Linked DNA regions of Homo sapiens: region 2 is linked to region 1. A link is a contact called in ENCODE Hi-C or POLR2A ChIA-PET data. All regions are on one chromosome and are shown on one strand. The core of a region is the stretch at or near the end of the contact, and the rest is flanking DNA. Distances in the headings are between cores, read along the strand shown.

Region 1 (7,093 bases), core at 1,643-4,142:
CTAACAGGTTTCTAGGTGATGCTGGTCAGGCATACACTTTGGCTTAATGATTCTAGGCCAACTGGCCATTCTGAGGAGAAATTTGACAGATTTTGGCCTGGTATTCCTTTCTGCCTCTCTGGGTGAAAAGATTAATTGCAGATGGGTTTGGGGAAAAAAACTCTGAACTTTATTTTTTGATACTTAGCCACAGGGTGGCCCCCTAGCTCCAATAATTACTCCATAGCCCCCACTCCCACCGCATTAAAACACCTTTTGTTATTTGGAGAACTTCCAAGCCATTTCTCTCTCTCTCTCTTTTTTTTTTTTTTTTTTTTGCTTGTTTGTTTGTTTGAGACAGAGTCTCACTCTGTTGCTCAGGCTGGAGTGCAGTGGTGCGATCTCAGCCTCACTGCAACCTCCTCCTCCTAGGTTCAAGCGATTCTCGTGCCTCAGCCTCCCAAGTAGCTGGGATTACAGGCGTGCACCACCATGCCTGGGTAATTTTTTTTTTTTTTTTTTTTTTTTTTGGTATTTTTAGTAGAGACGGGGTTTGCCATGTTGGCCAGGCTGGTTTTGAACTCCTGACCTCAAGCGATCTGCCCCCCTCAGCCTCCCAAAGTGTTGGGATTACAGACGTGAGCCACTGTGCCCGGCCTCTCTCTCTCTCTCTCTCCCCACTCCCCCCACCCCCACCCCCACCCCCCATCCCCCCAACCTTTCTGTCTTTAAATGTAGCTCTAAGGCCACTAGTTTGTTATTCACAACAGGCCGGCCCTTTCATGCATGGGATATGGTGGTGGTTTCCTCAGTAATGTAGGACTCTGGCTCTGTTAGAAGCGACTGTTGTCTTAGACAGAAATGGCACAGGAAAGTAGGTTTGTAAGTCAGAGATCACATGATATCAGAAAATGAAAGGAGATTTCATTTTAGCCCCCAGGAGGGACCCACACACAGGACAAACATCCACTCTTTTGTAGCCCATGCCGCTCTGCACAGGAGGGTCACCCCCTAAGCCTCACCCAGAAGCTCCTCCAAACCTCTTGTCACTGTAGTGGAGAGGAGAGGACCTTTCCTCCCGCTTCCAGCTGCCCTTCATCTCACTCCCAGACAGATAAGAGGGCTGAGGACTGGTAGGAGTGAATGACAAGGACAGAGGGCTGAGGGCTGTGGATGCCACCTTCCTGGGCTGTCACCCCTGGCCTGGTGTTGGTATCTGAAAAGGGGGGAGCGGGCTGGCAGTGACAGACAAAGTGGTGAGTGCAGGGGAATAGGCCCAATCTGCGACCCACGGTCCTCCCTCTCCTCCCCTCTACACCTGTCCTCCTGCTTCTCTTTCTCTGTAGAGTGAAACCCAATTCCAAACGTTAACAGAGTCTGGAAAAGGCATCCAAGTAAAAAAGTGCAAAAGTTGAAAATAGCCTTCCACGTTATAAGGGAGGTTCCACTCCCAGAAAGATAATGACGACTATAAAATTCCAAATGGCACTCTGCCCACTAGCCACATTCTTCAATAACACGGTCTTAGCAGTTTCACGTGTTATTTACAGGTGAAGAGGCAGTAGATCTTTTTTCCCACTGAGGTCTCATTGAGGATATAGATAGGCTGCTTCGGATACTACTGGTAATTTTAATTGTTTCAGTTTCATAAAATGTATGAGACTACACTTCTTATCACAAATATCGTTACTTCACTTCTTTCACTTAGAGAGAGAGGAAGAGGGGTGGAATAAAAGAACAAAGGCAGTGCAATAAAATACTCAAAATAGCTGTAAGACAAATATTGCTCAACAAAGTTGGTGGCAGCACAGAAACAGACCCACTGGCTGGTAGGCAGCAGCACTATGAGAGGGTTTGATGTATTCGCTCATTCACAAAGCCTGCCTTTGTCATGTAATAGGCACTTAGGGGAATCCAGAGCTTGTCTGGAATAGGGGGATGCGTCCTGCAAACAGAAGCAGTTCCAGACCCTGCAGGTTGGCTAGCCAAAGCCCAGCTAACTCCCATCAGGTGTACCTTCCTGAGCTGCACAGACGGAAAACCACAAACTGCTTTTTCAGACTTCCTTGCAGGTCTGCCAAGCAGAGCACCTGTGTGAAACTCAGAAGCTGCAGCTGGGAAGGTGGGCATGGGCCGTATGGGGTAGAGCTTGCTGGGAGATCTGATTGGGGTAGCTCTGAGGGAGGCTCCACTGCCCGGTTCCTAATGTCACAGGTGTGGGCAAGCACCTGCTGCGGAAACTCAGCACTCTTAACTACATTGTTCCTGGCTATTAGCCACCCACCTGTTTCCCTATCCGTCCCAGAAATTCTGTACATTCTTTAATTCTTCCCTGTAATCAGTGCTTTTCTGCTTTGTTGTCTGTACTTGGAACACTTACCAAGAAATTAACCAAATCAGAGATACTCAGCATGGGCTTGAGGAAGATGTGTTTTGACATCATTTTCTCCAAATCTCTCGAAGTTTGTGACAAGTCTTTTTCTGCTACACTTTCTTCTAGTTCCTGTTCACAGTTTTGACCTCTTCCTCCATTTTCTCTGATGTTTAGCTGATTTTTACCGTCTGTTCCATCATCCAGTTCTCCAAGGTGTTCATTTTGACATCCAGCCTGACACTTCCTTCGCACTTTTGTGGCACCTCTAGCACTGCCACTTGCTTGGTTTTTGACAGCTGGTACCATCAACAAACAAATGCCTTGGGGAAGAAAACATGTCAATTCGCATGGCTTGAAATGCAGGAACAAAACAGAAGTGCACACCGACCCGGAGCTTACAGTACAGCGTGCCATGAGAGCTTGCATTGGCCAAAAGCATGCAAGAATACTCACTGTAGCTGATGCATGTTGTAAAAGTCTGCATGAACTCTGTTCTTCAGTGCTGCAATTTCTGATGTGAACAGCACCATCAGCTTTACACAGAACAATACTCAGTGTGGCATATGTACTTTTATTATGCAAAAGAGCGGATGGCAGGACGTTTGAATATAGGGAAGTTGAAAGTCACCTGGAAATGCTTCATGCAAATAGCACTAACTAGGAAGAGAAGGCACCTGTGCTAAGAAAGGGATGTGAAGCGGCCAGTCCAGGATTTGCAGCCTTGTTTGTGTGTTACTATAGAATCGCCTGGGCTCTTTTAAAAAATATTTATTTATTTATTTATTTATTTATTTATTTAGAGACGGAGTCTCTCTCTTGCCCAGGCTGGAGCGCAGTGGCGCAATCTCAGCTCACTGCAACCTCTGCCTCCAGGGTTCAAGCGATTCTCCTGCCTCAGCCTCCTGAGTAGCTGGGATTACAGGCGAGTGCCACCATGCCTGGCTAATTTTTTTTTTATCTTTAGTAGAGGTGGGGCTTCACTATGTTGGCCAGGCTGGTCTTGAACTCCTGACCTCAGGTGATCCGCCTGCCTCAGCCTCTCAAAGTGCTGGGATTACAGGTGTGAGCCACTGCACACGGCCTGGGCTCTTTTTAAAAATGCCAATATATGGCAAAAAACAAAACAAAAATAAAGAGGAAAGTGGGGAGAAGGCCAGGGAAGTTTGGAGGACCCCAGGATTCCACTCACCTTACTGACCCTAGTGGTGTATTGGCTTTTTTAAGACAAGGTCTCACTGTTTCCTAGGCTGAAGTGCAGCAGCATGAACATGGGTCACTGCAGCCTTAACCTCCTGGGTTCAAATGATCATCCCACCTCAGCCTCCCGAGTAGCTGAGACCACAGGCACGTGCTACCACACCTGGCTAATTTTTAAAATTTTTTTGTAGAGATAGAGTCTCACTATGTTACCCAGGCTAGTCTCGAACGCCTGGGCTCAAGTGATTCTACTGCCTTGGCCTCCCAAAGTGCTGGGATTACAGGAGCGAGCCACCATACCAGGCCACTTTCCCCTTTATAAAAATTTAAAAAGAAAAGAAAATCCCAGTATTCAGGCACAAACCCAAACCAGTTTAATCAGAATCTTTGTGGGTGGAGTGCTGGTGGGTTGGTTTTTTGTTTTTTTTTTTTAGCGTGGATGAATCTAATGAGCCTTCAACATTGAGAACCAGTGGATAGGGCTTCTACTCTGCCCTATTTATCCTTGTGAATGTGGCTTTTCTTCCTCTTTCCACAGGCATTGTCTGAGGCTTTCAAATAAGTAACCTCGTGGGTTTTTGTAGTAAGTAGCATTTGTGGCTGGAGGCCAGCTTCCCATTCAAAGACTGTCTCTTCTTAAAGAATTCTTGATTCTTGGCCAGGCTTGGTGGCTCACACCTGTAATCCCAGCACTTTGGGAGGCCAAGGCGGGCGTATCATGAGGTCCGGAGTTTGAGACCAGCCTGGCCAATATGGTGAAACCTCTTCTCTACTAAAAATAGAAAAATTAGCTGGGTGTGGTGGCACACGCCTGTTGTTACAGCTACTCAGGAGGCTGAGGCAAAAGAATTGCTTGAACCTGGGAGGCGGAGGTTGCAGTGAGCCGAGATCGAGCCACTCCACTCCATCCTGGGCAACAGAGCGAGACTCCATCTCAAAAAAAAAAAAAAAAAAAAAAAGAATTCTTGATTCTTAATGGAACCACAGGTAGTCAGCAAGATGAAAAATGGAAATGATGATTCTGTAATTGTCCATGTTACAACAACCAGAGTATGAATTGCATTGCAGTTTTTTTGTTTGTTTTTTGTTTTTGAGACATTGTATTGCAAGACACCAATAGAGGCACTTACAGAGTCTCGCTCTATTGCCCAGGCTGGAGTGCAATGGTGTGATCTCAGCTCACTGCAACCTCTGCCTCCTGGGTTCAAGCAATTCTCCTGTCTCAGCCTCCTGAGTAGCTGGGACTACAGGCGTGCGCCACCACACCTGGCTAATTTTTGTAGAGATGGGGTTTCACCATGTTGGTCAGGCTGGCCTTGAACTCCTGACCTCAGGTGATCCACCTGCCTCAGCCTCCCAAAGTGCTGGGATTACAGGCGTGAGCCACTATGCCTGGCCTGCATTTCAGTTTTATCTGGGGAAAGATCATCTCCTTGGCTGACAGAGTGTAAACAAGAGTAGATTTCCCCTCAAATGAGGTCATCCATGGCCACTGTAGTTAGAGGCTTTTGGGAAATTACCTAGAATGGAGTTTTCCAGAAAAGACCATGAACCAGGGTGCCCACAGATGCTGAGGGTACTAGGTCTGTGATTCTCAAACACTCACATGCCCAAGTATTTGCCAGGAGCTTGTTAAATGCAGAATTCCTAGGCTGCCCACAGTGCTGCTGACCCGGCAGTTGTCAGCCTTGGCTGAAACCCCTGGGCAGCTTTGAAAATACTGGTGCTTGGGTCCCACCCCCAGAAATTTTGGTTATTTGCTTTCAGGTATGGCCTGGGCATGGGATTTTTCAGGGTTCCCAGAGTAGTGTAATATGCATCCAGATTGGGAACCACAGGCAAGAAAAGTGCCACTGTGGACTCTTATTCCTGGTCTGCTGTCCCTCTTGGAAAGTCTTCCTTTCCAATTTTCCTTCACATTCTATCAGCAGTGGAGTAGAAGAGACTTAGAACTCAGGGACCGTCTAGTCCAACCCCGCAGTTCACAGATGAGGAAAACAAGGCCAGGAAGGGGAAGTGGCCGGCCCAAGGACACACGGCTACTACCAAGTCAGCCCCAGAGTACATCCGGCTCACTCTCTCATGGTCCTGCTCCCATCATGCAGCCTACTGTGGAACACAGGGAATTTTATCTGAAGGAAAACACTACAGTAAAACATTAGAAATAAGGAATGATAACGATTCAGTCCTCTAAAGATTTTTAAAGTTCTTCATCCATTTGTCACTTCATACTATCTTCTATATGTATAAAGTGGTGCTGGGTACCCAGGGGCAATGACTCACGTTCCCAGCAGGCCACGGATTTACTAAAAATGGGTGTGCTTTTGTCCTTGACTCTCACTCTTAGGGACAGATTGGATTTGGGTTTTGATGGAAGAGCTGAGCTTCCAGGGAAGTATTTTAGCAGTTGATGGTTGCTTTCTTTCTTAAATCTCCATGGATATGTATACATCAGGTATCTTGTATATATCAGGCTAATGCTTTTCAGTGTGCTTTAGTGAAGTGGAAATGGGTGAGATCAGGGATTCCTGGACAAGTGACTCCTCAGCTAGCACTTTATTGAGGAAGAGACCCTGCTATGCCCACTTTCTCTGTGTGTAGGGGTGTGGGGTGTGGGGTGTGGGGGGAGGTTCTGCTAATGGGGGCTGCTCCCCTGGGGAGCCCTACAAGCCCAAGTCATCCTAGGGCTCGGCAAAGACTTGCCAGAATTTCAGTACCTCATTTTGTTGCAGACCAAAAACTGATAATAGGAAAATCATCCATGCGTCCCTGCTATGAGTGTCAAGCCACCTGTTCACGTACGTCATCCCAATGTCCTGGGGACATTTTTCTGATTTAAAAGCAAATGAAAATATTTTTGTAGGGCTGGAGCAGCGGCTCATGCCTGTAATCTCAGCACTTTGGGAGGCTAAGGTGGGACAATCGCTTTAGCCCAGAAGGTGGAGGCTGCAGTGAGCTGTGATCATGCTACCGTACTCCAGCCTGGGCAACAGAGCAACACCTTGTTTCAAAATAATAATAATAATTTTGTGGGCCCCTAAAAGCATTGTGGGCCTCAGGTCCTGCGAGTCCTGTGCCTCATGGGCAAGTCAGCCCTGACGGGGTGGAGGGAAACACCCACGCTTGGCCTCTGTCGCTCATGCTGCTAATGTGCTGGGGCACTACCCATGGGCCGTACAGAAACAGGCAGTGGGCTGGCTGTGGCCTGTGAGCCATAGTTTGCTGACCATTGCTCTAGATGACCAAGGTGTAATTAGCTGAGATAATTTCTGATGGCTCACAGGACAGCCAAGAAAAGACATGGTCATCCAAAGTGACTGGTAACCGCTACAGAGAGTCTTCCATTGGGCCCTAATTACCACCCCGCTCCTACACCCCTGGTTTTTTCTTCTCACTTTGTGAAAAGTAAAAGCGTACACTTATTAAACATAAATGGCTTGTAATCCCAGCACTTTGGGAGGCCAAGGCGGGCAGATCACTTGAGGTTAGGAGTTCTAGACCAGCCCTGGCCAACATGGCGAAACCCCGTCTATACTAAAAAAA
Region 2 (7,093 bases), core at 2,807-5,306, 300 kb after region 1:
CCAAAGTGGATTCAGTTAGACTATGTTAGTACTTGAGTGAGTACTTCCTGAACTTATAGGAGGAAGCAACTGCAACCACTCTGAAAATGAAGTGGTTCCTATAAAACTTGGTTACTGCAGTCTGAATATATTTCATGCTTTGAAATATTTTGTCCATAGTTCTTTTGTTAGTGAATGTAGAGCTTGAGGAGAGTTCTGTAAAAACTAGAATCAACTGTTTTGCTTTCAAAATGCTTTTTAAAAATCAAACTGAGGATAAAGTTGCCGAATGACAGGTTTTCCCCGCTTTCAGAGTAACAAAAGTGAAAGTTGCATTTTGATCAATTTTGCTTAGTCTTCTTAGTGAAATCGTAAGATCCAAAGTACATGCTGTTGTGCACACACCAAGCAGTTAAGCAGTTTTGTTGTTTTAGTGCCGCTGAACGTGAACTGGTGCATGTCCACACATGCCACGCATAAAGAGTCCATTCTTGCTCACGTGCAGACTGAGAAGCCTGGCCATAGAGGTCTTGGGCTCAGTGGAAATTGGCAGCCTCTCTTCTCCTGTAAACAACAGCCTGACGTCACCCCATGCAGTGGTGATAGCAGACCCACTTCAGAGATTCCCAATTGACAGAGCTGTGGAAGGGCTGGCTTTGATCATCTTCAGTCACGCTTGAGTGAATGCAATGCAGAGAAATTTGTTAATGTCAGAAATACTGGAGTAGCCCTTTAAAACTGTTTTTAAAATACTTATCTGTGAATTTTCACATGTAATCCCAACAACAAATCTGTGTGATCAGCAAGAGAATTGTGGCTATTCCTATGTTAGAAATGTGCCAATTCAAGTCCAGAGAATAAAAAAGTTAGTAAATGGTGGTGGAATGACTGAAATTCAGGCCTTCTAAACCCTGCCTTGTCTCTCTTTCCACTATATTAAATAATTTCTGTAGAATAGTAATTGTTAATTGTTCCATTCTGCTATTTCCTCTCCCATCTAAAATGTGTGGGGTGATGATTTATGAGTTTTCTTTTTTTCCCCAGTCAAGACATCTGTGCATTAACATCAGATACACTCTTTCTGCATTTGGGAACTCCTAGACAATAAGGTAACCCACTCCTCTGCTTCTGAGAGAGCCTTTGAAAAATCTAACATAAGCCTACACTCACAACTTAATTGGAAAGATTTATTAACAAGATGATCCTGTTGCTCATTTGGCTTCTGAAAGCTACATAAAATTGAGAGGATGAATCGTCGTAATTCTTTTGTGTTGTTAACTGGAAGAGACAAAACCAACATGAAAGGACTGCTCTATTAGTTAGAAATCAGAATTTTATTGGGGGAGGAGGAGAAAGTTGAATAGCCACTGGTGAAAATATAACTTATTTGTTATATGAAATAGTTGTCTTTTCTCATGTGCCCACTTCTGGTTTATTTTCAGGCAGTTACAAAAAGTAGAAAAAGAACTATTACCTTCCATGATTTATATAGTTGCATATATGATTTGGGAATACTTCAGGCTGTAGGTAGCTCTTGGTTTTCTGTTTGTGACTAAGTTAGTTTTTCAGGGTGACATTAAGAATAGGCAGGAAGAGTGCTTAGATATCTGTGGATTATCCATAGTGAAGTATGTGGACCTTCTCTGCTGAATGCCCGGAACTTGGAGCAGCTCACCTGGGAGGTGTATGTTTAGGGAATACAAATTTATGTTGATTTTAGTTTACCCTAGACTGAAAATGTATTAACATCCTATACATTAAAGCAAATGTAGTTTTAAAAAATAAACGGCTTTTTAAAATGTACTTTGGCAGATAGCAAGCACTCAAAAAAAAGAGTTTTAAATAAAGCTGTGATAATCAGAAGTTAATTATTTAGCAACCTCAGTAAGCTAGCATCTATACAATAGTTGACTAAAATATACCCAAGAGAAAAAGTACATTTGGGCTGGGCGCGGTGGCTCACGCCTGTAATCCTAGCACTTTGGGGGGCCGAAGCAGGAGGATCACCTGAGGTCAGGAGTTCGACACCAGCCTGGCCAACATGGTGAAACCCCGCTTCTACTAAAAATACAAAAATTAGCTGGGCCTGGTGGCGTGTGTCTGTAGTCCCAGCTACTCGGGAGGCTGAGGCAGGAGAATCACTTGAACCTGGGAGGCGGAGGTTGCAGTGAGCCAAGATTGCACCACTGCACTCCAGCCTAGGCGACTGAGCAAGACTTCGTCTCAAAAAAAAAAAAAAAAAAAAATTTTGGGTGAAAGAAATGTATCTTACTGAATAAAGTAAAACAATCTAAAAGGGCTATTTATTTTGCATTTTATTGCATTAAATGGAAAAAATGTTTTGCCTTTAAACGATGATACTAAAATTACAGCAGGCTGAAGGAATAAAGTATATAGAATATTCTTTTTTTTTTTTTTTTTGAGACGGAGTCTCGCTCTGTCACCCAGGCTGGAGTGCAGTGGCGGGATCTCGGCTCACTGCAAGCTCCGCCTCCCGGGTTCACGCCATTCTCCTGCCTCAGCCTCCCAAGTAGCTGGGACTACAGGCGCCCGCCACTACGCCCGGCTAATTTTTTTGTATTTTTAGTAGAGACGGGGTTTCACCGTTTTAGCCGGGATGGTCTCGATCTCCTGACCTCGTGATCCGCCCGCCTCGGCCTCCCAAAGTGCTGGGATTACAGGCGTGAGCCACCGCGCCCGGCCTATAGAATATTCTTAAAGCCTCCATTTATGAAGAAACAAAGAAAACAAGTCACTGCCTTCTTACCATCTTTCTCTTTTTTCTGTGAGTGACAAAGAATAAGGAGCAACTAACAGCTGCCAGCCGAAGCCTCTCACTTCTGTTCTGCAGTTAAAGTCTCAAAGTCTGGGGCTGCTGTGAGCGTGGAGTGGTGCGTGCAGAGAGCGGCCCGTGCAATGCATTGTGCTGGCCTTGCTGGAGCTGCCCATGCAAGGAGCAGCCGTGCCGCACGTAAGCTACTCATGCAGGGAGCAGCCATGCAGGAGCTCAAGCAGAGGGCAGCCCTTGCAGTGCTGTGGGCACCTTGTGGAATGCAGTGCAGAAATCAGCCAGTGCAGCATGCATGCCAGTCCGGGTCTTCCCCAACACTGCCCTTGGGGAAACCCACACCTATTCTTACAGGAATGGCAGCAGGGGGTCTGCCCAAACCAAATTTAAGTTAAAAACAAAACAAAGCAAAACAATTCCTAAAGTGCCCCAGCTTATCATCTAACAGGCAATGGAGTTTCTCAGCACTGCCTGAGGTTGTTTGTAATTGTAAACTAATAGTAGTAAGGGCAGAGGCCAGATGTTAGATAACCGAAGTCAGTGGTAGACCAGCTGGAGAGCCACGCTGGGCTTAGATTTTAACTCTTAAGTTGTCTTGCTGTCCACTCCACACCTAGATATAATATGAGCAGAAAACAAAGAATTTCAATTTTAGTTCTTCGGGAAAACATTAGCTTTTTATTTTAATACTTCAGAGTTTGTTGAAAAAACCGTTTTTGGCAGGTTGGTACAAGGAATAATACCATCTGTATTTGTATGGTGCCTTGCAGTTTGTAAGTGCTCTCATGAGCATTATCCTATTTAACACCCACAGCCACAACCACCTTGTGAGGTATTGTCTCCCATTTTACAAATGAGGAAACAGACTTCTGAGAGTTTACAGCTTGTCCAAGGGCATACAGCTAGTAGTCATTAGAGCCATCCTGCTCCAGTATTCCCTCCACCATGCAACCAGCACTTTGATAGCATCTAGCTTCCTGTCTTCCCTGTCATTCTCATATTTACACAGAAAATCACCGTCTAAAAATCTTCCTCAGTGGCCATTCCATGTTACTCACAATAAGAACATATGTACCGTCAAAGGGTAGCTTCTTGATTGACTTTGAAGTCAATAATTGAATAAAAGAGGAGCCTTGTTATTTCTTACTTAGAACCATGCTGAATGAACCTTAGGGACCATTTGGTTCAAATATGTGTATATATCTAAATCTAGAGTAAAGCCCTTCATAAGGAAAGTGAAACTCCAGTTAATTGCAAAGACTAGGGCCCACTTCCTCAAACTCAGACCATTGTGTTCTTTCTGTTAAAGTACACCTCCTTCAACAGAGGTACAGTTCTTGTCTCAAGAGCTAATTTGACTTGAGATTCTAGCAGATATTCCTGAGTATCTACTCTGTGCAAAGCCCTGTGTGGAACCAGCTCTGGAGGACTTTTGGATCTAGTGGGAGAGACTTAATCCAGGAGAAAATGCACCTAGTGCTAAGTCTTCAGCCATTTAAAAGACTAAGAATGTCATAGATAATCCAAATTTGGTCTTGGTCATCTGGAAACATTTATGAAGAAGCCCTTTCTTATATGTTCTTATATGACCTCCTATTTGTAGAAAAATAGCAACTGTGGCCACTTTGGAACTTTTGGAATAATGCCACCCATCCCTGAGAAGCTGAAGTATAAGATTAAAAGCAAATCAAACTGTGATTGTTAGCACCAAGTTTCTCTTTAGGTCTTGCCCCTAAAAGTTTTAACTTAGAAAATCCCATATTACTCATATCTTATTATAAAAGCTCTGCTAATAACTTTGAACTCCTTAAAATACATTTTCAAAGAGCTGATGGTGAGCAAGCCACATGTTTCATGGCCTTCCCTCAGCACTGATCAGCCGACAACCTGGAGAGCCTTTCTGAATGCACCCCTGATAATTTGGGCTGTCTCCAAGTCAAGATGAATTGATAGGGAATGCAAAATTGATCAGAATAATTACAAGTGCCATTATATGAAAGAGATCACTTTGCCAATGAACACTCACAGAATGCCTTTACAGACCTAATTTGCACCAGAATTAAGTTTGTCTTTCTCAATAGTTGCTTCCCAAACTAAACAAACTGCATTGTATAAGTGGGTCAGTTTTCACAGTACTCTGCTTGAAATATTCAGATATACACAAAGGCAGCTGGATTGTAAATTTCAAGGGCAAACTAGTCTCCAATAAAGCAGGTATGGGAGGAAGCTGTGTTACATTCTTAGAGGGATGAGTTTCTCTTTAACTTATAAAAACGCATTCAGTATCCTGCTTGCTTTGCGTGGATCATACTTAGCTTCCATTTTTGCCTTTTAGTCAACCTCTTTTCATTTACTCAGGTTTCTGCCTCTCAGTCAGCAGTATTTGGCTATAATCAGGTGATTTTGCCCTCAGTTAGTTCTCCAGGGCCTAAGAACTCAATAGTATCGAATGGTTTTGGGTAGGGTATTTTTTTTTTTTTTTTTTGAGACGGAGTTTCGCTCTTGTTGCCCAGGTGCATGCAATGGTGTGATCTCGGCTCACTGCAACCTCCACCTCCCGGTATCAAGCAATTCTCCTGCCTCAGCCTCCCGAGAAGCTGGGATTACAGGCACCCACCACCATGCCCAGCTAATTTTTGTATTTTTAGTAGAGATCAGGCTGGTCTCGAACTCCTGACCTCAGGTGATCTGCCTGCATTGGCCTCCCAAAGTGCTAGGATTACAGGCGTGAACCATGCGCCTGGCCAATTTTGGGTTAGTTTTTAAAAAATAAAGACACTCTATTGATAAAGGATTGTGCAGTACCTAACTACCATAATGTGTCTCACTGGCTTTAAATCAGGCCAGAGACAGAAGTAAAATATTATAAATAGTGCATACATGAACTTTGCCAAAGAAGGTTTGAGGATTCCACCTCCACTTACCATGTTTACCCCAAAATATTTTTTATTTCATTATAGTAGTGAAGATGACAGTTGAATTTCAGCAATAATTTTTTTTTTTTTTTTTTGGACGGAGTTTTGCTCTGTCGCCAGGCTGGAGTGCAGTGGCACGATCTTGGCTCACTGCAACCTCCGCCTCCCAGGTTCAAGTGATTCTCCTGCCTCAGCCTCCCGAGTGTCTGGGACTACAGGCACGTGCCACCATGCCCAGCTAATTTTTATATTTTTAGTAGCGACGGAGTTTCACCATGTTGGCCAGGATGGTCTAGATCTCTTGATTTCATGATCCGCCCACCTTGGCCTCCCAAAGTGCTAGGATTACATGCGTGAGCCACCGCACCCGGCCGGCAATAATCTTTTTATATTTGTAGCTTTTAATGAATTGTTCCAGTTTTCCCTTTTCCATGATAAATGGAGTGTGGTGAGGACAGGGAGGTTCATGAATTTTAGGACAATAATGTGTTTATTATTTATTGGGATTGAAATTTTCAGTTCATCACTTCAGCCCCCAAGTCTTTAGACAAAAACAGGCGTTGCATATATATTTGATTGAAAGCATCAGAAGCCTATGAAAGTAACTTAGTGGAAAATGGGGACTTACTGGCTTACAGGATCTAGGAAAGAATTGGGCCACCAAACTGTGGGAAGAGCAGTAATGCAACTGGCCTCAGTAGGGCCAGAATTATCTCCATCTTTCATCTCTGCCTCTTTCTGCATGTTTATTCCATTCCTTCTCAGAGCAGACATTTCTCCGTATGGCTGGAAACATGGCCACCAGCAATTTATCCTATAGCTTCTGTTACTGAAAAGTTCTGTGACTGCCAAGTTAAAAAAAATTGTAAGCAAGTAACTCATGAGGTGAGGGTCACATAGAAATATGGTGACACGTGTGTTTGCCTATATGACTATAAGTGGCTGGGTGGCTATTTCCCTGGATAAGAGATAGTTGCTGGGCAGAAAATTACCCAGCATGTATGCTCAGTACAGTGTGCCCAACTAGTGCCTTTCAAATGTTTGGACAGAAACCCACAGTAAGAAATGTATTTTACATTGAGACACACATATAGACACAGGTTTGATTGAGAAAAATTTTCTTGAAACAATACTCATCCTTACTATGTACAAGGCATTCTGCTATTTTCTATTATATTCAAAGGTAGTTCATTTTTAAAAAATTCTGACTGTAACTCATCTAAATGATCTCATGACTCAGTGTATAATGATCTGTAGTTTGAAAAATACTGCACAAGACATTAAAAGTATCAGGTAAGTTCATGTGTCAGTAGATATTTGGGTATAGATATTTGTTGAGTCTTGAAGGAATAACTTACATTCTAGAAAGATACTAGGGACTCAAGGGTGACAAATATGTGACGTGAATGTC

Evidence for each region. A loop is a pair of places that touch in the nucleus more often than their neighbours do. ChIA-PET counts read pairs that join two places held with the same protein, here RNA polymerase II (POLR2A). Pooled maps may share reads with other maps.
Region 2: a pooled map shows a loop between it and region 1 (3-fold over the local background). The contact joins the enhancer-like site here to the promoter of LINC02576 in region 1. A Hi-C loop is called at or near these places in 2 of 37 single-sample maps with no recorded cell type and 3 of 50 pooled maps. POLR2A ChIA-PET finds 5 or more read pairs at or near these places in 2 of 52 experiments (GM10248 and GM12878).

Annotation. Positions count from the first base shown.
Region 1 is chr2:65,026,526-65,033,618 of GRCh38, reverse strand. It overlaps LINC02576 (long intergenic non-protein coding RNA 2576), which reads right to left and starts at 2,892. Exons shown (of 3, transcript NR_183398.1): 1 at 2,807-2,892; 2 at 2,360-2,673. RefSeq lists an enhancer at 1,679-2,542.
Region 2 is chr2:64,724,139-64,731,231 of GRCh38, reverse strand. No RefSeq gene overlaps it. Among named protein-coding and RNA genes, the nearest start is that of SERTAD2, 74 kb to the right of the region's middle. Within about 2 kb of position 4,056, at least 7 of the 41 ENCODE cell types and tissues checked have a DNase peak (open chromatin) inside an H3K27ac peak, as active enhancers do; they include GM12878, where a contact is called at or near this core.